Linked DNA regions of Mus musculus: regions 2 and 3 are each linked to region 1. A link is a loop called in an ENCODE intact Hi-C map of the cell type or tissue named here. Cell type or tissue: heart. All regions are shown on one strand.

What was found. A loop is a pair of places that touch in the nucleus more often than their neighbours do. Peaks named below come from ENCODE experiments on the same cell type or tissue, not always from the same donor. Only the 100,000 strongest peaks of a DNase experiment are listed, where the experiment ranks them.
Region 2: a loop joins it to region 1, with 2.1 times the contacts of the local background. A loop is called at or near these places in 3 of 42 quality-filtered maps.
Region 3: a loop joins it to region 1, with 5 times the contacts of the local background. A loop is called at or near these places in 2 of 42 quality-filtered maps.

What each region holds. Positions count from the first base shown.
Region 1 is chr6:86,681,888-86,686,887 of GRCm38, forward strand. It overlaps Snrnp27 (small nuclear ribonucleoprotein 27 (U4/U6.U5)), which reads right to left and starts at 2,604. Exons shown (of 6, transcript NM_025665.2): 1 at 2,560-2,604; 2 at 969-1,089. The coding sequence starts at 2,593. In heart, no CTCF peak of the experiment used is centred here; a DNase peak (open chromatin) is centred at 2,634; H3K4me3 peaks cover 1,823 bases; H3K27ac peaks cover 1,303 bases.
Region 2 is chr6:86,730,479-86,735,478 of GRCm38, forward strand. Gmcl1 (germ cell-less, spermatogenesis associated 1) reads right to left here and starts at 2,900. Exons shown (of 14, transcript NM_011818.3): 1 at 2,433-2,900. The coding sequence starts at 2,686. In heart, no CTCF peak of the experiment used is centred here; DNase peaks (open chromatin) are centred at 2,503 and 2,973; H3K4me3 peaks cover 2,225 bases; H3K27ac peaks cover 1,786 bases.
Region 3 is chr6:85,959,318-85,964,317 of GRCm38, forward strand. Dusp11 (dual specificity phosphatase 11 (RNA/RNP complex 1-interacting)) reads right to left here and starts at 2,350. Exons shown (of 9, transcript NM_028099.4): 1 at 2,121-2,350. The coding sequence starts at 2,218. In heart, no CTCF peak of the experiment used is centred here; DNase peaks (open chromatin) are centred at 1,924, 2,354 and 2,654; H3K4me3 peaks cover 2,875 bases; H3K27ac peaks cover 1,751 bases.

The DNA.
Region 1 (5,000 bases):
CTTTTATCTAAAAGTTATCGATATGGCCAAGTCTAGAAAAGCCGTGAGACCTAAAAACCTTCCAAGTTTCTGAGATGAGCCTGAAAGAGAGAAGGAGCTATGGCTAAGAACAAGCACTGCTCTTGCAGAAGACCCAGGGCTGATTCCCTCACCAACAGCTAACTGGCCTCCATGGGCACCTACGGACTCGCACACACTGGAGCACACACACAAACACACACACAAGGAATATTTTAAAAGAATAGTAGTAGGCCCAGTGAGATGGTCCCAGAGGTAAAATGCTGGACAACCTGAGCTGATTCCAAGGACCCATGCAGGACATGGGAGAAAAGTGACTCCCAAGTTATCCCTGACATTCACATGCACACCTGCACACTTTCAAATGCAACAGAAAATTTAAAAATGAACACACACACACACACACACTTCTAAATGCCTACTGATGTCTTTGAAGAGTTCGTCAGTCCCTGTGGGTCACCTGTTGCTGAGCACATACTTAAATTTCTTTACCAAATACCTTTCTAAGGGGATTTCATTCATCATTCCTGTTGCTCTTATAGACAATTCCCTAGGGCTAGAAGATTGGCTTAGAGGTTAAAAGCACTGGCTGCTCTTCCACAGGAAATGGGCTCTAGGACCTACAGCACAGCTCGCAACAGTCTGAAACTTGTTTCTGATGCACCAGGTACAGACATATATAAAGGCTAAACACCCACACACAGAAAATAAGACTAACATCTTTTAAAAGACTATGCTCTGATACACTGTAATTAAACTATTTGCCATGAGTAATGCTAGCTTTAGAATACTGTGTGATTAAACTCTGCCATTTCATAAAACCAGAGTCCCTTCTAAGTGATAAAGGCAAAGTCAAGGGCATCTCCTGGGCTCTTTGTTCTCCGCATCCTTGTAGACAAGTTTCTCAGTTTTTCTTTCTTTGTTTTGTTTAATTTTCTGTCTACACTCACCTGGAGCGTCTTCGGTGTGGAGATCTTGAGCGGCTCCTTCTGCGATCTCTCTCCCTGGACCTGGACCTTTCTCGGCGTCTTCTTTCTCGATCCCGAGATGTGGACCGGGACCGCCTACGTTCTAACAAACACAAAAATAGCAGAGCTAAAGGTTAATTTGAACACCTAGAGCTGTCATAATGAAGTATAATGCAAGCCACTACTAGTAGTCACAATGAACAGTTAAAAAAACAAAAAAGTCAGCTGAGCATGGTACTCAGGGAAGAGGCAGGCCCTTCTCAGTGAGTTCCAGGCCAGTCCACGAGCTCTAGAATAGGCACTGCTAAGTGACAGAGAAACCCTGTCTTAAAAAAACAAATGCTGGGCAGCGGTGGCACACGCCTTTAATCCCAGCACTTGGGAGGCAGAGGCAGGAGGATTTCTGAATTCAAGGCCAGCCTGATCTACAGAGTGAGCTCCAGGACAGCCAGGGCTACACAGAGAAACCCTGTCTTGAAAAACCTAAACAAACAAACAAACAAACCAAGAAGTAATTCTTGTGCATAGTGGCACACACCTGTAACACCAGGACTGGGGAAGTGGAGGCAGAAAAAGCAATCATTCAAGACCAACCCCTGTTATGGTAAGGCCCTGTTTGCCATGCATCTGTGAGGCACTAAGTTCAGTTCTCTTGATCTCTCTCTCTCTCTCTCACACACACACACCCCTACTAACATTTCAACACATAACATCACTTAAATTACTTTAAAGTCAAACAATGTGGTGTATTTTAAAATCACCCATATTTCGACCGTTTATACAATAGCCTAATATCCAATTAGATTATCTTTTCAGTCAGAATCGTATTTTTAAAACAAAGTTCTGTGTTTTCTGAAAGCATGGCTGTGTATGAGGCTATCCCCGCCCCCTTGTTTGCTCTACCATGTCTTGTACTAATTAGTAAACTGGCCAAAGTAAGGCATAATGCTACACAATAGGTATTTCCCAAAGGAAAACCAATCTATTGGACATTTACTGCACTTCGAAGGCTCAATTTGCTTGAGGCCCTGGTTGCCTAGTAAGATAATTGAGTATTAGTTGAAGGTGAGCCTTGTTCTAAACAACTAGAGACTAATTCTAATCCCTTAACATGGCTGAGGATACAGATATCCTCTGAGTTTCCCCAAAGTCCCACCTTACACGGCCTCAGTCCTATGCTCTCTGTCTTATGTACAGAAGACATTAGGATATGCGGTCTCAAATTCTAAACACTTCCAACTAAAGACCCAGGCAGGGCACCGACATTTAGAAAGCATCTGTGAGCCAAGGCAGGTTGAATGTTATGGAGGGTGACGTTAATTCTCACACCAATCCTTCACGGTAAAGTTACCTACGATGGTTACGGGGACTGGACAGAGAAAGGCAGGCTGACTTATGATGTATGCACGGTCCCCCAGGAGCTAAGCGAAGGGACTGTGGAACTCTAGTTCAGGGCAGGGCTGAGGAGAGCAGGTCCCGGCCTCGCCCCGTCCCGCACTCTCCCGGGCCTTCGAGGTTAAGGTCGTGGGTAGCACCTGACACCGTCCCTAGCCGTGAGACTTTCTGGACTCACCCCTACGCGGGGAGCGGCTACGACTTCGACCCATCGGAGTCCTCCTCCTCCTCCTCCGACCGCCCCGGAAACAACCCCACAACTTCCGGAGCAGCTGGAAGTTGATTTTTGCAGGCCGGCTGGAAACTAGCAGAGCGCGTGGCGAGGGTTCCGGCGGCTCCAGCAAACAGATGACTTAAGTCTTGCCCTGGAAGTCGCCCCAGGGCCTGAAGTTCCTGGAAGAACTGGGCGCTAATTCCGCTTCTTCAAGTTGAGATTTCTTTTTAAATCTTGTCGCGATTTACCCCTTTGTCCTGCTGGAGAACTCACCTGTGTATCGCTCCACCCAGCACAGTTCTCTCTTGTTTTCCCAGCGTTCCTCTACACGTATAAAATACATCACACCAATCCTTTCTTGTTGTGGTTTTTCGAGACAGGGTTTCTCTGTGTAGCTCTGGCTGTCCTGGAACTCTGTAGACCAGGCTGGCCTCGAACTCAGAGATCAGCCTACTTCTGCCTCCCAAGTGCTGGGATTGAAAGAGTGTCTTACAACGTCAGGCCACACGAATTCTAATCGGCATGAGCTGTTTTTGACTTTTGCATTTAATTCTTAAGTCAGCTTTATGTTGGCGCAAGTGACAGCACTGGGATTGCACCCTAAACTACTATGGCGGTTTGAGAGAGTTCGTTTTATTTTTGTATGTATGTGGGTGTCCCTTGTATTCCATGCAACTGGCCATTGAGAACCTGACAGTAGGCACTGAGAAAGTGAGCAGCAAACCCACTGCATTCTCCCATCTCTTCAGCCCCAACTACTGTTTTTTGTAAGTAAAAGGCTCCATCCTACTCCCGAAGGGAACCTCCCAAATGTTGCCGTAACCTTCAAAATGAAAGGCTTTATGAGCCGCGCGCTCGCGCACACACACAAGAACGCGGCTTCTTGCAGTAAAACATGTATACAGCGAGTGGGAAAGGCTGCAGCCTCTACTGATGGAACCAGTGCTCTTGCCAGCCTTTGACGGGCAACAGCTGAGGACAGGCTTCTAGAACAAAAACTTAGGAAGAGGCAGAAGAGGCTAGTTTTAGTTTGAAAACACTTGGTCCACTAGTCATCATGTTAAGGAAAAAAAAAAAAAGGTAAATAAATAGACTTTTGTACAGCCTCTTTTATACCTGATCCCAACTAAACTAGAATTTCCACCATGCGGCCTGACTTCCATATTTTTGAGATTATGTGTCAAGCCGTAGGAGAGCACTGGGAATCTCCTGTCACTTATAAGGAAGTTTTAGGGATAATCTTGGATAACCACTATGGACAGCTGAAGTCACTGTCCACAGTGCAAGAGGGGGATTTGAGGAAGCCAGAGCACTGTATTAGAGGTGTGAGAAGACAGCAAAGTGACATGGGGGCTATGGGTGATCAGAGACATATGCCCCCTTCTTCCCACCTCCCCTTGCCAGGCTTTGGATCTTAGGTAATGAAAACACTTAGCACAGCCTCTTCAAATTTTCAAAAGTGGCTGGAAAGTACGATGAAGTTAGTGTAACAGACATTTGTGAATGCCTGCTGAATGTTGGATCCTGCACAACTGCAGCACTGGGGTGAAGGAGGGATCATGTGGGCTCTGCCAAGAGGCTTGCCATCTTCATCATGGAAGCAGATGACAGGCTGTTTTCATATCATGGATAGTATCCAGTGTGTTAGAGAGGGATACAAGGCCACTGAGCCGAATTTGATCTTACAGGAGGGTTTCTGGGAATAATATTCCCGAGAGTTGAGATTACCTACTGTGCTATTGCACTGTGACATGAATACAACTTTGTTCACACACACAGAGGCACGTACAGGCATGGTGCCTAGCACTTTTACCTGCTTAGCCATTACACACACACATCAAACACACACAGATATCACACACACCACACCCCCACACACATATCACACACACACACACCATACACACACCTACCTACCTACCTACCTACCTACCTACCTACCTACCTACATACATACCTACCTACCTGTTGGCAATGCTTACTGAGAGAGTAAGGGTTTGTCTGTTTGCAACATTCATAACATGATGCTGTCCACATAGAAGACAATGAAAGGGTGCTTCCTTTATTACTTGAGGGCTCTTGTGCCAAGGAGTAACATGGGACACTATCTTGCCCCTAAGAGCCACCTTATTAATTCAGTGGAGCTCCTTCTGTGTGCATTTATTCCCCTCTGAGAACATGATTACACGTCAGCTTGTGAGAAAGCCCAACCTCTACGATCAACACAAGCCAGGCAAGAGGTCAAATGCTTTCCATCCTGCACTCTAGAGGCAGTAACAAGTGGGCTTCTGCATCCTCCAGACCAGCCTGTCTACATACCAATGTGAGGCCAGCTAGAAGATACATAGTGAGATCTTGTTTCAAACACATGCACACCAAGTTTAGAATCAAATATGTGCATGGAT
Region 2 (5,000 bases), 49 kb after region 1:
TTCCTAAAGATCCCTTATCATTATATTTTGTCTTTGACAGTTAATTTCCTGTTTTTTGTTTGTTATGATTTATATTAAAATTTCCTTGCTCAAATAATTGTTTTTCTCTTTTAAATGTTCCCTGTCATATATTTCAAAAATTATATTAAATATACATGGTCTACATACCAATCAAAAGGCACAAGCTGTCATGTTAGATTAAAAAAAGCAAGATTTAACTATATGCTGTATATATACTAACCTTAAACATAAAGACACAAACAAGGGCCAGGCAGATTACTCAGCCAATAAAGTGCTTTGCAAGTACAAAGCTGAACACAAGAACAAACCAACAAACACCCACAAAAAAGCCAGGTGGGGTTGCCAGCATCTGTAATCCTAACGGGGCAGGTAGAAGGACAGGAACAGGAGGATCGGACCTTGTTGGTTGGCTAGACTAGCCAATCAGTTTAATAAAGAGACTCATAAAAAGGTAAGGTGGAGGGGAATATAGAAAGATCCACTGTTGATCTCTGGCCTCCACATGCAAGCACAACTGTGCATGAGTGCATATGCAAAGAGTGAAAAGATGGTACTGGTGTGGAAAAGATCCAGCTTGGTAGTAAAGTGCTTCCGGAGAATGGATAAGGCCCTGGGATATGGGCTGGGAAATCTTAGGGGTGGTTGGGTGATGGGATACAGGATGTAGGTTGGAAAGGATTAAAAAGGTGCATCAGACAATTACCAAAAGTAAGTGGGAGTGGCTAAGTCACTAAGGCTGAAGAAGGATGCATGTCTTATGACATAAGAGCCTGTTCATCAAAGAGTTCTAATACCAAATGCACAAAGACAGGCACTCTGGGGCCTGAGAGGTGTCTCGGTGGTAAAGAGCACACACTGCTCTTCCAAAGGACCCAAGTACAATTCCCAACACCCACATTAGGGAGCTCAACACCTCTGTAACTCCAGTTCCAGGACTTTGCAGGAATGTGCACAAATCCACATACTCATAAATAAAAACAAATCTTAAAACCGGGGGGGGGGGGGGGGGGGGCACTGCACTTGTGCTCACTCTCAGATTGTGAGAGTCTCAACACTCCCAGCCCTTCCTTCCTCTCTCTTCTCTCCAGGGTGTCTGGATACAGCCCAGAATGGCCTTTAAGTCACTTTGTGGCTCAGACTGACCTCCAACTTGATGCTCTTGTCTCAGCCACCAGAGGCTTACTGCAGGATTGTAATACCTTGCAAAATCTGCGTAACTCTTTGAGGTGGCAATAATAGTTCTACTTTACATATGAAAATGAGTATATTAAGTGCAGAATACAGATAGGAATTCAGAATTGGAACTCATTAGAACATCCATCTTGTGAATATATTCACCCCCTAATGAAAAGTTATATTAACCTAGTTTTTAACCTAAGATATTTACATATCTTACCGCTACCACTGAGCTCCAACTCTACCACCTACACTTTTTTTTTTTTTTTTTTTTTTTTTTTTTTTTTTGGTTTTCCTAGACAGGGTTTCTCTGTGTAGCCCTGACTGTCCTGGAACTCACTCTGTAGACCAGACTGGCCTCAAACTCTGAAATCCGCCTGCCTCTGCCTCCGGAGTGCTGGGATTAAAGGCATGCGCCACCACGCCCGGCTCACCTACACTTTTTTTGTCAACAAAAATGCAATGTCCATAAGCAGATCCTTTTTAAAAATTTCATTAAAAAATTACATCTGTGTGAGTCTAACAGTGACCTTAAAAAGAGAAAAAAAAAATCCTTACTGCACAGTATATTCTGGTATACGCCACATCTATTTCACAAGCAATGATTTTTTTTTTTCAACTCTTCCCTCAAAAAAATCTTATGCAACCTACACAGAGTGCAGCCCACCTCAACAAGCAGACTTTGTTCTTAACTGGGCGAATCTCCATCACTGGTCCCTCTAGTGACAACACAGAGAGATGTCCATCTCAGGGACTACTATGCTCCTCTCTTTACTGATTTATGGCTAGTGATGCACAGTAAAATTTCCCGTGGCTATCCTATTCAAAAAGCAAACGCCTGCTACGGAAGGGACGCGGAAGCTCTGGCTAGTCCTTTTAGGCTCAGGTTGAGGCTCTGACACTCAGGAAGCTTCTGTTTAATGTGCAGAACCCTAAGCTTTCTAGCTCCCGCACTGATCCCAGGTCCACCCAACACGCGCGAGCTCCCGTATTAACCCAGGTCTATCTGCAAACTCCCAGACCCTACACTGACCCAGGTCTGTCTGCTAATGCCCAGCTCCCGCACTGACCCCAGGTCTGCCCGGCACGCGCCCGCTCCCGCACTGACCTAGGTCTGTCTGCAAACGCCCAGCTCCCATCTGCTCCGCGGGCACTCACCTCCCGCACCGACCCTCCCGCGCTCTCCTGTCAAGGACACCGGGGTCAGGCCCCCCAAGGTGCGGGGCGTTCCGTACCTGCGCGGCGTGTTCAGCAGCCTCTGCTGCTCGTCGCCCTCGTCCTCGTCGTCGTCTGTCTCGGAGTCGGGGTGACAGTAGCAGAATGTGCCGCTGCTGCGCTTGCGCTTGCGGCCGCCCGGACAGTAACAGAAGCTGTGGCCCGCATCTTCGCCGGCGTCCGACCTGCGGGCCGCGCCCCCAGCCCCGGGCGTGGGTTCGGGCTGCTCTGTGCGCCCTGCGGGCCGCAGCACCCGGCTGCTGAGAGCGCCCATGGCTCCGGCGCCTAGGGAGCACCGAGGGGCCGCCCCGCCATGCCCGTATCTCCACCGCCTACTCCGCTGCCGCCTCGCGCGCAGCCCCAACCGTCGCCGCGAACGCAGTCACCTCCATCCTCAGCCCCGCCCGTAGCGCCTCAGCGGACCGGCTTCGCTAGACCTCGCCCCCTCCTTCTCCCAACAAAGCGCGCGCCGCAGGGCGCAGGCGCAAGGCGAGCCTCCGGAAAAGGCGGGGCGGGAGGACGGAGCCTGCGCTGCAGGTTGCGCATGCGCAGGCTGCTGGCCCGTCCCTGCGGCGCTCAGCCCCGGTGCGTGTCTGACTTCCGCGGTTCCGGCTTCAACGGAGGGGCGTGGGCACTGTGTGCTTATGCCTAACAGATCTCGGGATCTCTGTCGCTGGTTCTTCCCGTAAGCTTCCTCGATTCCGGGGTCTCATCCAGCCCTGTACGGTTAATAAGAGGACGGACTTGCCAACATGGCCTTTGCTTCCAGGGCTCTAGGACCCGACTGGCCCGGTTAGATAGATGACCGTCACCCAGCTGTGTTGACCGGGTTCAGTCTGGAGCCTCAGCTAGCCTCCAGGTCTTGCCTTCCTTCTGCTGCCTTGTTTTGATTTAATTATTATTTTATTGTGTCAGTGTCTCGTACTACATACTTCGACTCACTGTATAGGATGCTCTTGAACTCTTGATCTCCTGTTTCTACCCCCTGAAAGCTGGGATTACAGCCATGTATGTGTCACATCACCTTCGTGGACCTGAAATGCTGAGTATCAGATGCAGGGCTTCTTGAATGCTAAGCAAACATTCTACCAACTAAGCTACATCCCTGGCCCTCGATTTTTTTTTTTTTTTAAATTTTCTTCAAGGAAAAGTGTCACTCTGAAGCCCAAGGCTTCCCTGGAACTCTCAGAAGTCCGCCTATCTCAGCCTCTAAGTGCTAGGAGTTGAGGCACTGAGCTACCATACCTGCCTTTTATACCTTTCAAAGTAAAATGTTTATAATAGAATGTTTCAAACAGAGCAATACAAGTACCTGTGGACCTACTACTGGCTTGGAATTCTATCACACTTACTTTGATTCACTCCCCTTTAGCTTTATTGATATATAGTGGGGAATGAGAAACCCCTTGTGTACTAATTCTCAGTTTCCAGCCTCTCCCTCTCTGTGCCATTTCTATGCATGTCTTTACACGTATAACCACTCTTCTGCTGCACATTCAGACATGTAATTTAAATGGAATTGGACCATCCCAAACCTATGATTTCTCCTCTCCTAAAACTATACTTTGAATGGAATCTCTAGTTATTGTCACTGCTCATTGTTAGACACATCATTTGCCTACTCCCTTGCCAAGGGGTTTCAGTTATTTCTACGTAGATGCTCTTTCAGGAACACCACTCGCAAAAGCTTCATCAGGCAGATCCCAGAAACGGGCTCTTGGGAAATTTTCAACTTTACGAGTTCTTGCCAGTTTTTCGCCCCCCCCCCCCCGGAACTGACTGCATCAATTCACCATTTGCACTCCGTTATAGCAGTATATGTCCTTTGTGAGCCACTGAGGAATTTCTCATGTTTGAGAAATTCTGAGGGTGTGTAGCTGAGGCTGGTTGAAGGAGAAGTGGGAGGAAGAGAACTACGGTGGCTGCAGGGGACACGCAGGAATGTACATAATATGAAACATACGTGAGGTCATCTTAAAACATTGTCCCAGCACTCGGGAGGCAGAGGCAGGCGGATTTTTGAGTTCGAGGCCAGCCTGGTCTACAGAGTGAGTTCCAGGACAGTCAGGGCTATACAGAGAAACCCTGTCTTGAAAAACCAAAACAAAAAACAAAAACAAAGAGGCCTTGGCGTATGCACAAGCTAGACTGTAACATGGTGGCTTCATGTGTCACTAAATTCCTAGAGGGTAAAACATCCATATTGGTCTTGTCTAAGGAAGCGCAGGTGAATGGCTCCCTGGATACTGAGGAGAGCCATGGCAATGTCTGTAAGAGCCTGCCACAGCCACATAGGACTTAGCCTCCACCCTCAGAGCAAGGGCAGTGCAAGAACTGACCTGATCCCCTCTGCTCTTCTCACTGTTGCTACAAGCAGGGATGATGGAGAAAAAGAGAAGTGCCCTCCCCCCATTCCAGTCCCCTGCCCTCGTCCCCTGCCCTGACTTCCCTTCCCCAAGCCAGCATCCCATTGAGGCCAGAACTGACTGAGGAAAGAAACCTCAGACTACACTTGGAACTTTGGCTTATTATGTTGATGACTGAGATGACATTATTTTGGGGCCTAGAGGAGCTAGCTACACAGTAGG
Region 3 (5,000 bases), 720 kb before region 1:
AACTGAATGCCAACCTTGTCTCCAAGAATAAGGCTCCGAGATACTGGGCACCTAACACATACAGAATGTCTCTTAACCTATTTATTCCACACAAGTAGCAACCTACTATGTTTCTTTCTGTCTCCCCATCTTGAAAACAGATACAAGACAACAAAAGAGCACACAGGTCTCCACAAACAATATCTAAAACCTAGAAATGCCATAGCAGAACAGCCTAACAAACCCAGCCTCGTGTCAAATACTAAGGTAATATTAGACATGAAAATAGAAGGGGGGTTATGACGGAGTGGGAAGGGGGCTAAGGGAGGGAGGGGCAACAAGAGGCAGAAAAGGAAAGACAAATAGTGTATATTTCCCCTCCTGTGTGGAATCTAGTTTTAAATATATAATGTACATACATATAATATACATATATATAATATATACATACATACATATATATATATATATATATATATATATATATATATACACACACACATATTTGAGACATGAAAACTGTGGTGAATTATTTAGGGGGAGGAAAGAAACTAGCAAAATGTGGGCAGGAGAAAGGGGAAGGTGTATGTGTGTGGGTGAACATGGGCAAAGTAGAATGCCATACATATAGAAAATATCATCATGAAACTCATACTTTTTATGGTAACTAAAACTATTAACCAGCAAGGAGTAATGAATGCCTACACACTGGCTGACAGACCTCAAATTCAATACTTTCACTGCATATTGTTTTTAGTTTCCACACCAGTGAATCAACTCAATATGTAGAAATCTCCCAGTTCTTACAACCCGAAATTCAGTTCAATCAGAAGTCAGTGTGGAGAGTCACAGCTGAGTTGGTCTATGGCCATGAATTACAAATAAGTCCGGTTCATTCACATCCCTGGAGTAGAGAGTGAGCACAGAGTGGTGACAGACTGGAGACATAGTGGGCCCCAGAGCAATGGAACCTAGTGTGACAGACCATGACAAGAAGTTGGCTTCTTATTCTTTTTTTTTGTTTTTATTTTTCAAGACAGGGTTTCTCTGTGTAGCCCTGGCTGTCCTGGAACTGCCCCGAAGGTTTTTATTCTTAAAGTCAAGCTTTATCTTACATCTATGAGCTGTCTCACAATTACTACTTGATATTTATCTTGCTTTATCTCCACAAATAAGCAATAGCTAAAATTATTTTTAATTTTTAGTTAACAATTTTATATCCAATAGATAATTTAATAATGAAATAAGCTACATTAAAATATCAATAAACAATTTATTTATAACTTACTTATACTTTACTTAGTAATTAATAGTTAAATAGTTAACTATAGAAGGTATGTTAAAAATGGATTGTCCAGTGGACAGACAGCTGTCTTCTGCAAGCTGTCAGGCAAGTTCTACACTGGGATGATGTTGGAGGTTAGCTGACAGGATCTAAAGATATCCACTCTGGGAAGGGAGAGAGGCCATCACGTCCATCCTGAATTTTAGATAGTGCTCATTTGTAGACATAAAAAAGAAGTGCTTACTGAAGTCCGGGAAGTCGGGGCAGAGCATTCTGTCGATCCTGAGTTTTAGGTATTGTTTATTTGTGGAGATTAAAAAAAAAAAAAAAGGATTTGATGAATTCTAGGAAGGGGAGAGGCCGGTCTAGCCACGTTTTTTGTGGAGATGAAATCGGAGAGGGGAAGCAAACAGCCGCAAGTAAAGGGTTCATTGCACCAGTGAGCAAAATCCTAAAACTAGCCCTTGGCCCAGGCAGGGTTAACTCCCTCAAAGGACACCTCCGCTTTCCGAATCCTGAAAGCAAGAGAACCCCTCGAGCCGGTACCGAGTGAAGGGTGTCGACAGCTCGGGCCGGATCCTGGCACAGCGCCTACACAAGCAGAAGCCTGTGGCTTCGGAGATCAAGGGACGCCTCAATACAGGCAGCCGCGCCCCACCGCGCACTTCCGCCCAGGCCCGAGCTCCACAGAGTCCTGTCGGGACAGACCCAAGACCCCAGAATGCGGGGTGGGGAGGTGTGGTGGGGTTCGGCGCGGAGGACCCTGGGAGGCGGCGGGGCGCGAGGCCAGGGAACACTCGGAGACTCGAGGCCACCGAGGCAGCCGGAACGCCAAGCCCGGAACCAAAGCGCTTACCTTTCGGGGATGTGGTTTCTGCCCTTCTTCTTGGGTGGGGCACAGGCAGCAAAGTCCCGGCCCCGTCCACGACCATGTCGGCCATAATGCTGGTTCATGTGGGCGCAGAGATGCCGCCCACCCAACGCCAGGCGTGCCAGAGCGGCCAAAGTGGCGACTTCAGGGAGGCCAGAAGAGGCCGCGGGATCCAGAGGCGCCCGCAAAGGAACGCGACGCGTCGACGTCTCGCTAGGGCGCATGCGCCTTGCCCCGCCGTGCTGACGACACACGTCGCACTGAAAGTAGGGTTTGTCAGCCTGCCTTCGGTTTCGACTGTGCTGCACTTAGCTGGAGGCCGGTTTTGTAGCTATGTGAATAATTGCTAGCGCTGTAAGACCCCCGATGCTGGGCCTCTGCTCAAGTCCTGGGATGAACTGGCCAACACCCCAACATCTCGAGAGAAAAGATGCACCTGATGCAAACTGCAAGAGGTTTTATTATCAGCTAGCTGAGGAGAAGTCCCTCTGTCGTGCAGGGCAGAGGAGTTCAACCCCGAGCGGTGACATTAGGGGACTTTTAACAGCTAGCTGAGGAGGTAGGAGGAGTTGGGAGGAGAGTTGGGAGGAGTTGGGAGGAGAAGTGGGAGGAGTTGGGAAGAGCTCTTCTGGGCGTCCTTGGTGAAATTTACAAGGCAGGAGTGGGGAGTGAGTTCTTTCTGAATTTTTATCTCCGTGTCCTCGGCACAGGAAGGCAGGCATCTCTGGTTGTACAGTATAGAAACAAAAAGGCTTTTTGCTGGCTATAGAGAACAAAGAGCTTCTTTCTAGCTGTATTTTTAAAGATCAGGGAAAACAAGCTTGGGGAACATCCAGGGGCTTTACCTTCCAGGGAGAAACGCTCTAAGTTGGGGTCTCATAGCGCCACCCGAACTGCTCCAAATGAGGAACAGACAATCCAGCCCCAACCCTCTGATCCCTGCATTCTTCGTGAACGTTGTCAATTGTTTACATTTTGTATATACATGATATTTGCTTTCACACGGGTGTATCTTTTTTTTCCGCCAAAAAGAAATAAATCAAAAGTTTTATACAACATATTTCTCCTTATTTGATATATTTAACATATTTCTCCATCCATATATGTGTGTATAGTGTCACAGGCAGGGAAACATACATATTCTTCCTAATTTTGAATGACACAGGACACTTATTATAACCAACATAATTAAAAATACCAACTTTTTTTTTTCTTTTTCGAGACAGGGTTTCTCCGTGTAGCCCTGAATGTCCTGGAACTCACTCTGTAGACCAGGCTGGCCTCGGACTCAGAAATCTGCCTGCCTCTGCCTCCCAAGTGCTGGGATTAAAGGCATGCACCACCATGGCCCGGTCCAACTTTTTTTTTTAAGATTTATTTATTTATTATATGTAAGTACACTGTAGCTGTCTTCAGACACACCAGAAGAGGGTATCCGATCTTATTACAGATGGTTGTGAGCCACCATGTAGAAATGAAATTGCTGGGATTTGAACTCACAACCTTCAGAAGAGCAGTCGATGCTCTTAACTGCTGAGCCTTCTCTCCAACCCCCCCCCCAACTTTTTTTTTTTTTTTAAACCATTCCAATATTGAAATTCCTCTACCTGTTTGGAGTTTTTTTGTTTTAAGGTAAGTTCTCATTATGTAATGCTCTGTGATCTGGAACTTGCTTTGTAGAGTAACCTACCCTTGAAATCACAGAGATCGGCCTGCTCCTTTTTCAGCTCTAGAATTAAGGGTATGGGCCACCTTAACCTGATTGGAGTTTTTGTTTGGTTTGGTTTGTGTTTCTGATCTACTATTACAGAAAACACTGTGGTGTGAACATTCCTATAGGTGTATACTGCATCTGAATACCTAGACAAGAAATTACTGGGATGAAATACACTTTTAAAAAAGCAATTCATTCTATTTGTCAAAAATGCTGTCAGCTCACCTTTCCATCCACAGCCAGTTTTACTGATATCGCTTTGCCAGGTGTCACAATAGCTGTGGACATCATGGCTTTATATTTTAGCAAGCACCAAAAATAACCCTGAAATAAAAGAGGAGCCCAAGTCTGAAGTTCCTACACAATCTCAGGACCCGTGCTTGCCGGGGACATCTGAATCGTACAAGTGGAAGACCAAAGTACAGGGAGGTCATCTGCAGAGAAGTGGACTAAGTCCCAGATTATAGAAATTTATGACAGCAAATTTTAAAATAAGCTTAAACTTTTAGTTTGAAATTTCTAAATGTAGCTTATATTTATTTTTCATAATATTTACAATAATTGTAAGGTGAGTATTCTGACAATAATGCTTGATAAGTCAAAGTGTAATTGCAAGATACATACTTTTTACCTCTGGATTCTAATGCCTGCAAGGCTTATCCACATTCTCCTATGGAGTTGTCTGATGGGTTTACACCAAATAAGTCAGTGGAGGAGGGCAGGAAAGACAAGAGGGGCAAGCTAACGTGACAATAATACAGTAGCACACCAGAAGGGCAGAGGGGCTCCTCTTCACATAAACATCGCAGAGGCAGGATGGAATGTAGGGAGGTGAAACCCAGAAAGATTGTTGAATGGAAATTTGAAGTAGTCATGGGGATTCAGAGTTGGCTGTTTCCTGCTGAAGGGAAGCAGAGGGAGTTAAGAGACTGGAGAACAAAGCTTGGAATGGTTTAGACATAAAAAATAATTAAACAGGAATGAACAAAGAAGCCTTGTTCTCAGTAAGAGCCCAGCTAGGAAAAAACTGAGAGAAGCTCAGCTTATTTTGACTGCCATGAATCAGGAGGACAAAGCAGATCGCCCCCTCTTCCTTTTCCACCTAGCAGACCAGAGCATTTCCCTGGCGTGATCTGGGGAATCAGGGTGGG